Linked DNA regions of Mus musculus: region 1 is linked to region 2. The links are chromatin contacts, found by Hi-C or POLR2A ChIA-PET in ENCODE. All regions are on one chromosome and are shown on one strand. The core of a region is the stretch at or near the end of the contact, and the rest is flanking DNA. Distances in the headings are between cores, read along the strand shown.

The links. A loop is a pair of places that touch in the nucleus more often than their neighbours do. ChIA-PET counts read pairs that join two places held with the same protein, here RNA polymerase II (POLR2A).
Region 1: a loop to region 2 is called in a map of T-helper 17 cell, with 2.7 times the contacts of the local background. The contact joins the promoter of Ttll12 here to the enhancer-like site in region 2. A Hi-C loop is called at or near these places in 1 of 37 maps with a recorded cell type or tissue (T-helper 17 cell). POLR2A ChIA-PET finds 5 or more read pairs at or near these places in 4 of 5 experiments (Patski and embryonic stem cell).

Annotation. Positions count from the first base shown.
Region 1 is chr15:83,592,101-83,596,788 of GRCm38, reverse strand. Ttll12 (tubulin tyrosine ligase-like family, member 12) reads left to right here and starts at 1,632. Exons shown (of 14, transcript NM_183017.2): 1 at 1,632-1,840. The coding sequence starts at 1,679. Gm52182 (a long non-coding RNA gene) reads right to left here and starts at 4,220. Exons shown (of 2, transcript XR_003951515.1): 1 at 3,496-4,220; 2 at 1,343-2,452.
Region 2 is chr15:83,155,351-83,160,475 of GRCm38, reverse strand. Cyb5r3 (cytochrome b5 reductase 3) reads left to right here. Exons shown (of 9, transcript NM_029787.3): 6 at 55-138; 7 at 287-372; 8 at 1,551-1,650. Among named protein-coding and RNA genes, the nearest start is that of Rnu12, 8.3 kb to the right of the region's middle. Within about 2 kb of position 3,047, at least 1 of the 3 ENCODE cell types and tissues checked has a DNase peak (open chromatin) inside an H3K27ac peak, as active enhancers do.

The DNA of each region.
Region 1 (4,688 bases), core at 383-2,882, 440 kb before region 2:
ATGGAATCTTCTAAAATTGTGCTTTATTCATAGAGTCAGCAATCGGAGAAGGCAGCATTAGATCCTTAAAGGGGGCTGGAGAGGTTGCTCAGTGGTTAAGGGCACTGGCTGCTCTCACAGAGTACTGGGATTCAGTTCCTAGCATCCATATCTGTTCTCAAACATCCATAACTCCAGTTCCAGGTGATCTAGAACACCCAGAACTTCTCCTAACCTCTGCTGTTGTAAGGTAATTCCACCAGAGAATACACACAGACTCTCTGAAAGCTGAAGAGAGTCTGTGTTGCTGGCTGGAAGCTGCTTGGCGAACTTCCCAAAATCACCCAGCCCCGTCCTCACAGTTTCTCTCTCTTATGCAAGGATATTCAAACCATCACATACATCTATTGAAAAAAATTTTAAACTACCCTCTATCTCATCTCCATCTAGCAAATTATATGATGAAATGATCCATGCAGTCATTGATTGATTGTTGAGGGCTTGTGGGTATATGAGTCCATGCATACAGGGAGGGAGTGTGCCATGTGCAAGTGGAGGCTAAAAGAAGATATTGGGTATCCTCATCTGCCTTTCTCTGCTTAATTTCTTGAGACAGAGTCTTTCTCTGAATTTAGGGCTCTCTTTTCCTCGATAGACAGGAAGCAAGAAAGCGGCTGGAGGTGGTAACTTATGCCTTTAATCCCAACACTTGGGAGGCAGAGGCAAGCTGATCTCTGCACTTGTGGAATAACCCTTTTGATGGCACACCAAGTTATCACAACCTTTGAATTCAACAAGGCATTCCAAGGACTGAGAAGGCTCCTCCAATCCCTAGAAAGATCTGTCCACCTTTGAGATATAACTAGGATCCCCACACGCTGGTGTCTCCCAATGCTTGACAGGTGGAGGGAGGAAGGGTTCAAGGCCAGCCTTCGAAACAAAGTGAGTTTCTTGGTCAGATTAGTCTGAGCTGAATGTGACCCTGTGGCAATATGATGATGATAACCAAGCCCTAGCAAATGGCTCAGTGGTAAAGCATTTGCCATGCAATCTTAATGACTTGCGTTTGATAAAAATGGAAAGAGAACAGACTCTACAATGTTTTGTTCTTTGCTTTCCACAAGTGCGCTGTGACACACACACAAACACACACACACACACACACACCAAAACAAAATAAAACAAAACAAGTCTGGGAAAATGGCTTAGTAGTTAACTGCTCTTGCAGATGACCCGGTTTGGATCCCAGCACCCCATGTGTAATTCCAGTTCCAAGGGACCTGACGCAGTCTCCTAACCTTCATGAGCCATATATGCACTTACATACACACTCATACACGTAAAATAAAAGCACTCACACACGTAAAATAAAAAAATAAAAATTTTAAACTAAAATTAAAAAAAAAATTCAGGCGAAACAAGATTGCAACCAGCGCAAGGGGGAGCACCTTCTGCCTCTTCCCGACCCCCTCCCCATCTCAGCTTCACCGGCTCCTTGAGGACAATCTCTCCTGATTCTGACTCTCTGGGGCTTCTAAGCAGCGTTCCCAGAATCCCTCGCGGCAGTCCTGGGATGAATGGAGAAGACACGCCCCCAGCGCGCGTGCGCACTCTTGGAACCTCGCAACCCAGGACGCAGGCGCGTGCGCGCCGTCCGCTTAAATCCTGCGGTGGGCGGCGCCGTGCTCTTCCGAGCACTATGGAGATCCAGTCCGGGCCGCAGCCTGGCAGTCCCGGCCGCGCCGAGAGGCTGAACGCGCGGCTGCTGGACGAGTTCGTGTCGCTGCACGGCCCTACGCTGCGCGCCTCGGGAGTCCCAGAGCGACTATGGGGCCGCCTTCTGCACAAGCTGGAGCACGAGGTACGAGATGGCACGGGCTGCGGGCAGGCTATGCGGTCGAGTGGGGAGCACAGCTCAGCAGCTCTGAAGGGGAGCCACTTATAAGTTCAGGAGCAGGATGTACCTGGGAGTCAGAAGGGTACAGGCCGAGAGATGCGCCTGTGCCGCCATCCTGCAGGGTTATGGGCCCGCCGAGGATGCGCAGGGACCTGCAAACCGGCATGCGCTTGGCTCGCAGCATCCCAACGCCTCGGTTGATATATTAAGAGTAGAACTCGCGACTCCACTTACGGATGAGGAAACTGAGGCTCCGGCGGATGCAGGAGCTCCTGTTAGATTCAAGCTACACCGGCATCATTTCAGTCAGCTCTGTGCAGCTCTGCTTAGTCCGTAGAACTCTGTGGAGTTGTTTCCCACGGCGTGAGTAGCAGGTCTCCCTTTGTACACTAAAGAGAATGGAGGCCCTGAGACATGGAGACGACGCTAAGAGAGGGTTTAGAAGGTCTCCCCCATCTTTTGAGAGAATGGCTCCATCCTTCACCTGAGCTAGGCTTCCACGGGGTGCCCGGCTTCTTCCGTCGGAGAACAGGGTTTGGGTGATGAAGACAGCAGCTGCTAGGCTGGGCGGAGGGTCTTTTGCGAAGCAAGAGCTTGGTTTTTCACAGGACACCACCTCCTATCTGAGACCCACTAAGCCTTCAGGTGACTGGGAGAGTCCAAAAGCTAGGATTCCCCGGTGCCTCTCAATGGGGTAGGCTTACCCTCTTTGATCTAGTTCCACACTGTGTATGGGCCAGATATTTCCTGGTTAAGCCTATACGTAGGGCTGTACTGCAGCTCACTATAGCATGCTGGCGGTTGGGAGGCGCCTCAATCCTTAGCCCTGTGGGACAGTAAAAGAGGAGGAGCCAGCCTTGTGCTAGTGTTACATTGTTGATGGTCCTGGGCAATACCGTGAGGTTATAACTGGCCGTCAGCCCCAGGGCAAGCAGCTGTAGTGACCGGTTTGGTAGGTGGAGTATTAAGTGATTTCTCTACTTCAGTCTGATTATCAGATATTACTACATCATTGGTCGAGGCTCATCTGTCAGTGGCACCTCCTTACAGAGGGTTACTTACTCCCTGTCACTAAGTTCTCTGCTCACGTGGTGTTGGGCCCTCCTCCGCACTGCTACTTTCTGCAGACTTGCCTTGATCTCAGGCCAGTGCTGAGGTAGAACTGGACCCCCATTTATTAGTGACGATAAGAGGGTACCCAAGATGCTGCAAGGGCTGGGCTTCTTTGTTTGTTTGTTTGTTTGTTTGTTTTTGGAATGCCCTGGGACCCCACTCAGGGGCACTCTCCCTGGTCAGGTGACTCCCCACCTAAGCTGTCTGATTTGGAAAGCAGGCATGGAGAAACACCAGCACCTGGCTCCCTGAGGGGGTGCAGAAGATAATGACAGGCCACTGCACTCCACCAGTGTCCTGTCCCTTCTCACTTGGGCTGCTGTGGCCTAGTCAGGGATACCCATTTTTTTTTTTTCCCCAGGCCCTCCTGAGCCATTCCAGACAAAGCTGAGTCACCACAGTGAGACCTGCCACAAGGCCCAGAGGGAATGCTCAGCAGGACTGCATCCCTGCCTGTAGAGAGCCACCCTCCCCCACCAAGCAGGCAATCAGCTCTGGTTCCTTACCTCAGAGGGCTCCACAGAAAAGACTGGGGGTGTTTTCACACTCCCTCCCACTTTCAGGAACATCCACTGGGGTCACCTCCCTAGGGGTTTACAGCTTGACAGGTGGGGGTTGGTCCCTCCATGCCAAAGCAGAGGAACAACCAAGCCAGGCTTCAGGTTGGGCCTGCTTGTCCCCCAGAAGACCTGGGGTGAAAGGCTGGGGGTGTGGAAGACCTGAGGCCTCCCCTCACTCAGGGATCAAGAAAGAACTTGGCTGAGACTCTGCACTCCTTCTACCTAAGTAAGAGCTTTCCCCAGAGCACCAGCTTTCCCTTATCTTCTGTTTGGCCTGCCGGCCTCCACCCTGGAGTGTGGTAAACTCCCTGCTCCCCACACACATTTTTTTTTTTCATAGAATTATCAAGTGTGTGTGCGCGTGAGTTTATGCATTTGTGGAGATCAGAGGACAACTTTCAGGAGTTGGTTCTCTCATTCCACCTTGGGAAACCTGTGACCAAACTTAGGTCATCAAGCTTGGTCCCAGGGCCGTTGCCTTTACCCCATGAGCCTCTCACCATGCCACCCTCCCCTGTGCCTTTCTTTCCTCCCCACCGGTGGCTAGTTCCCTCCACACTCCAGAACTGCAGGCCTGAATCTTTCCCTCTGGGTGCTCCCTCCTGGAGGAGCCAGGTCTAGTCCTTGCTGAGCTGGAAGTCCCCTGAAGAGCCTCTTTCCTCCAGCCTCACAAAGCTTACCTGTGCCTGAGTAGGTAGGGGGTCGTTGCTGCCCCAGGGTGGGAGAGGTCTCAGGGAGAACTCGCCTGTTTAGTCCCGTGTTATCTGATTCCTGCAGCTGTCCTGCAGGGTGGGTGAAGGAACTGAGTTTCAAATGTGTGATACTGGAGCCTGGCTTGGAAGAGCCTTTACTATATAGCCCAAGCCCCATTCTGTGCCTGACTTTGTATTGGTTAAATGTCCCAGCAACCCCAGACCTTCCTGTAGTACAGATGGGGAAACCAAGTCACAGAGGGTTTGAGTCATGACTTTGCTACCTATATAAGATGTGGCAAATTCAAGATTCAAACCTCACAATTGGGCCTTAGATTCCAGAGGTCCCCCCCCCCCACGCTCCCCCCTCTTCTGGCTCGTGACAGGCCTGGGGTCCCTACGGGATGAAAACTGGGAGAGCCCGTGGGAGAAGAGAAAGACTTGTTG
Region 2 (5,125 bases), core at 1,798-4,297:
CTTTCCCTGCCCAGGACCCCACAGGGCTCAGCTGCTCCTTCCTCCATTTCCCAGGGAAGTTTGCCATCCGTGCAGACAAGAAGTCCAACCCCGTTGTCAGGACGGTGAAGTCTGTAGGCATGATTGCAGGAGGGACAGGTAAGGGTTGGAACCCTGACGGAGCCGTGGTGGGTGTGTGTGGGAGCGGGAGGGGGCCTATGGTAGGAGGGAGGTCTGAGGCCAGGCCTGGGTATCCCACACATCTCTGGCAGGCACTCACTCAGGGTATGTGGGTCTTCTTCTACAGGCATCACCCCAATGCTGCAGGTGATCCGAGCCGTCCTGAAGGACCCAAACGACCACACCGTGTGCTATCTGCTCTTTGCCAACCAGGTCAGTGGACAGTCCCCAGAATGTGCAGGCTTGGGGCTTGGCCAGGCCCTGGGCAAGAATCTGAATGGCTCCGCAGAGATGCCAAGGATGTGTGGAATGAGAGGCAGTGCAGACATCCTGGCAGCATCGGGTGTGGGTGGCTGCTGCAGAGGGAGCACGGGGCCTCACCCTGGTCCACTCCTCCCTCCACACTTGGTGCTCCACACTTGGGGCAGCCTTTCACCTCCCGCAGATTGGGGACTTTGGTACACTGGCTGGGGCAGAGGCGGAAGTGAGGTACCCAGTACTCAAGCCCTCACAGTGCTCTGAACATGGCTGAAGCCTGGCTTTTGTGAGCTGCTGTGAGGCCTGGGATGGGTGGCTTGGCCCTTCACCTCTGCACTTCTCACAGGGAGAACAGGCTGGGGAAGCAAGGCTGTCTCGAGCCTTCCCCGGTCCCGTGTGTTAGGTTGGAATATGCAGTGATGTGATGCCTGTGGTGTCTGAGGAGACCAAGCCGAGTCCCACGTGTCCTGCAGTATAGAGGCCAAACCCTGGTACTCTGTGCTTCTCAGATATGATTCAGGTCTTTTCCCCAGGGTCTGTCTGGCAGAGAGACAGAGACAGAGACAGAGACAGAAAGAGAGAGAGAAGCTTTGTGTAAAAAAATAAGATTTATTTATTTTATGTATGTGAGTACAATGTAGCTGTCTTCAGACACACCAGAAGAGGGCATCAGATCCCATTACAGATGGTTGTCAACCACCATGTAATTGCTGGGAATTGAACTCAGGACCTCTGGAAGAGCAGTCAGTGCTCTTAACCGCTGAGCCAACTCTCTAGCCCTGAGGGAGGAGCTTAAGCTGGCAGTAAACTTACTATAGTGGAGGCTGGTCCTGAACTCAAGATTGTCCTGCCTCAGCCTCTGAATGCTGGGCTCACAGGCCTGTGTCACCATGCCGGCTCACAGGTCTGTTTATAGGAGCCTGCTGGCCGGTGGCTTTAAGGAGCTCTGTAGACATGGTGGCTGGAGAGAGCTACTGTGTCACTAGGATTCCAGTGACCATCAGCATCTGCCTCTAAGCTGCTGAGTATAACCCACAGGGGGGTGATGACTCAACCTGGGGTCTGTCCCTGGTGAGGTCCCCAAGGGCAGTCCCTGAGTCACCTGTCTTGACTGGGTGGCCTGTCTCCTGCAGTCCGAGAAAGATATCCTGTTGCGGCCTGAGCTGGAGGAACTGAGGAACGAACATTCTGCTCGCTTCAAGCTCTGGTACACAGTGGACAAAGCCCCTGATGGTGAGCACGGGAAACCCCTGGTGGAGCAGGAGGCAGCCCATGCAGTTCTCGTGGCCTGCTCATGGCTGTGGAGGAATCAAACCTCAGAGGGGAAGTGCCCACAGCCCACAGCTAGGGAGCAGCAGAGCCAGGGTGGGGACCCCAGACCTTGCTTCCTGGTCTCCCACACTGCCCCAGGCTGGCAGAGAAGTCCTCTTATCTCCTTGGGCCTGGCTCACTTTGGGGCAGGCCTTGGAGCAGTGCTGAGGGTTGGATGGCTGCTTCTGTGTAGTTGGTAACCTATAACAGCCTTTGTATGTGTGTTTTCTGGTCACTCCAGGGGAGGGGCTGGGCTGTTGAATAGCTGCTGGTTGCCCTGACTCTGCCATGCACTTGCATAAGCTGTGGGCTGAGTTCACAGTGCTGTGGAGGAGCTGTGCTGGAAGGAGGGAGTGAGACCCCGTGAGAGTGTTCTTCCTTCTCCTGCTTCGTGTAAAAATCAGGGGATAGAGAGATCACCCGAGTGTTGGGGCTCAGTCGATGGAAGGAAGGCTCGCTCTGCCTGAGGGCGCCCCGGTCTGACCTACAGCACAGCCACGTGGGACATGGTGGCGTATACTCAAAGTCTCAGCAGTCAGGGAAAGTGGGAGCAGGAGGATCAGACGTTAAGGTCATTCATTCTCAACCACATAGCAAGTTCAAGGCCAGCCTGGGCTGCATGAGACCCTGTCCTCTTAAAGCAACAAAACCCAACACTGTAAAGAAAACAGCCCCCATCCCTTCCCTGCATACTCTGAGACTGTTTCTAGTCACCCCAGGTAGAGAAGGCAAAGATAGACTGTTTCTATTAGCCCCAGGCAGAGAGGGCAATGTATTTATCTTGGGTAAAGAGCAGAAAGATCAACTCTTTGTATCTACCTTTGGTAGAGAGGCAATGATTCCACCCAAGTCCACCTTGGTGCCTAAGGAGTTTAGTGGGGTTTCGGAGGAGCGTGCCTGATGAGGGTCTCTTACTGGGACCTGGTGACTCAAAAGTAGCCGCATCGGCAAGAAGCCACCCCAGCATGGGCCCACTCGTGACCGTGCACCTTGCAGGCAACTCCACTGAAGAGTCTACTCTCCCCACACACTTCACTGCTCTGTAACCCCAGGGAGGCCCTGGCAAGTCCCAGATTTCTAGAGCTTTTTGAGCCCTGGCCTCCCTTCTCCCCCTGGCAAGAAGGAGTTTCAGTGGGAAGGAGCAGCTATTCAACATGGCCAAGCCATGTGTGTGTGAGTCAGTGGAGCACTGGGTGTGGTGTCTGAAGGGCTGCTTTTCATCTAGGAAAGAAAGGAGTGGGAGGTGGGCTTGCCAGGGAGCAGCTATCTGGAGAATGACTGCCCTCCTGCAGGGTCAGGGCCAGTGCTGCCCCTTTGTGGTGGTCTGTGGAAATGCAGACTGGGCTGTCCCAGGGCTGGTTTCCCAGGGCTAGGACAAAGGCTGGGTAGTCGCCTGGCCGGTCCCTTTATCCAGTACCACCGTGGCCCACGCAGAAGCAGCAACAGGCCCTTAAGATCCAGACACAAGGCCCACACATACGGCGAATGCTAGGTCTCCCAGGGTCACCTTTGGGACCTGAATAACGAAACACCATACAAAAAGGCCCTGTGAGCCTGGCCTGTGTACCGTGCACTGTCAGAATGCTTATGCCTAGGCCGTGCCTACACCACGCCTTGCTCCAGAGCATTCCTAGGAAGCTTGCAGTGACTAATGAGCTGAGTCAGAGGGGTGCAAATGCAATTTAGGAATGGAAGAAAAACAAGGGCTGGCCTGAAGTGGAGTCAGGCTCACACAAACCATGGCTGTGATGCCTGTCAGATACACGTGGGCCTTGTGTGTCACTCTGACATTCCTGGCAGCCAGGGTACAAAGGGAAATATGTCCCGTTACTTAGCTCATGGTATTTATGAGCTGGAGGACATTATGGATCACGCACAGTGGATTCTTCAGTCTTGGTGTTTCTTGGGACTGTATTAGTTCCTCCTGTACCTGGGAACCCGCAGAGGACACATCAGATAGGCAGCACCTTTTCAAGAAATTGTTAAAGTTATTACTGTGTGTGTGTGTGTTAGGGACTGCATTCCACAGCACATGTGTAGGGGGTAGAAGACAAGTTTATGCAGTCGAATTTGGGTCAGTAGACTTGGCTTATGACAGCAAGCGCCTTTACCCACTGAGCTGTCTCCTTGGCCTTGTGCCTTTTTTTTTTTTTAAAAGATTTATTTATATGAGTATACTGTAGCTGTCTTCAGATACACCAGAGGAGTGTATCAGATCCCATTCCAGATGGTTGTGAGCCACCATGTAGTTGCTGGGAATTGAACTCAGGACCTCTGGAGGAGCAGTCAGTGCTGTTAACCACTGAGCCATCTCTATAGCCCCCACCCCCCTTGTGCCCTTTTTTACCTTGAGCTTCTGAGTTGTTTCTGTTGGTGTTTAGGGCTTCAAGGATGCTCTGGGTTTCAAAGGGCAGACACAAGGCAGAGATGACCCTGAGTGAGGAGGACTGGAAGGATTGGGGGCCTGTGCCAGGCCTGGTGGAGCCCTGGGCCTAGGGAGCAGCCTCAGTGGCAGGTGTCAGTGGCCCAGTGGCCCTCTGCTCTGCTCCTGCCTCTTCCTGTTTACCTCTGAACCCAAGCTAGAGGAGGGGCCCACTGGGCACAGCTCAGGGGCTGGCCTGGAACCAGGTGCTCTCAGCTGGACTGGGAGGTGGCAGGATTGTTTCTCTGAGTAGCCAGAACCAGTCAGCCAGTCCTTAAAGTCAACACTGGACCAGAGCCCTCCCTAGCCTCTGTGGGCTGCCTTTTCCACGACACAGTGCCTCTTATGAGGAACAGGAAATGCTGTGCCCCCAGGCCCAAGCGGGAGAGAGGGGGTGGCTGGACCTGGACGGGGCAGCTGTTGCCTCGGCCCACGCCTAGAGTTTGAGTCTGTCACAGGGATCAGATCCTGGACTGTCCTTGCATGCGGCTACTTCCAGAGGAGGGACCTACAGCTGTCCTTGAACTCACTTCCCCTGTCTCTCCCAAGTGCTGGGATTACACTCATGAGCCTGTAATCTTGCCTGGCTTGCTCATTACTTACCAAGTAACAGTTTCACTACTGAGTGACAGTTTCACACCAGGGACCAGGATGCAGCTGTGGCTGTGAGCAAGACCTATTGGCTGACTGTGTGGTGGCAGAAGAATCAGGCAGTGAGCTGTAGCTGGGGCTCAAGGTGTAGCAAATGTCACTCGACCAGCCTGGGCTGGGTACCTCCTTAGGGAGACCAGCTGGTATGAGCTTGAACAGTTCTGGGTCCGCTGAACCTTGGTTTCTATACAGTGAAATCTGAATGCCACACTGTGGGCCGGGGGACACTTGTTCAGCATTCATGGGCTGAGTTCCATTCCTAGCACTGCAACACCGAATAATCCTATGGTAGTTGGGGTGGGGGGGGCTATGGGGCAGGTTTTC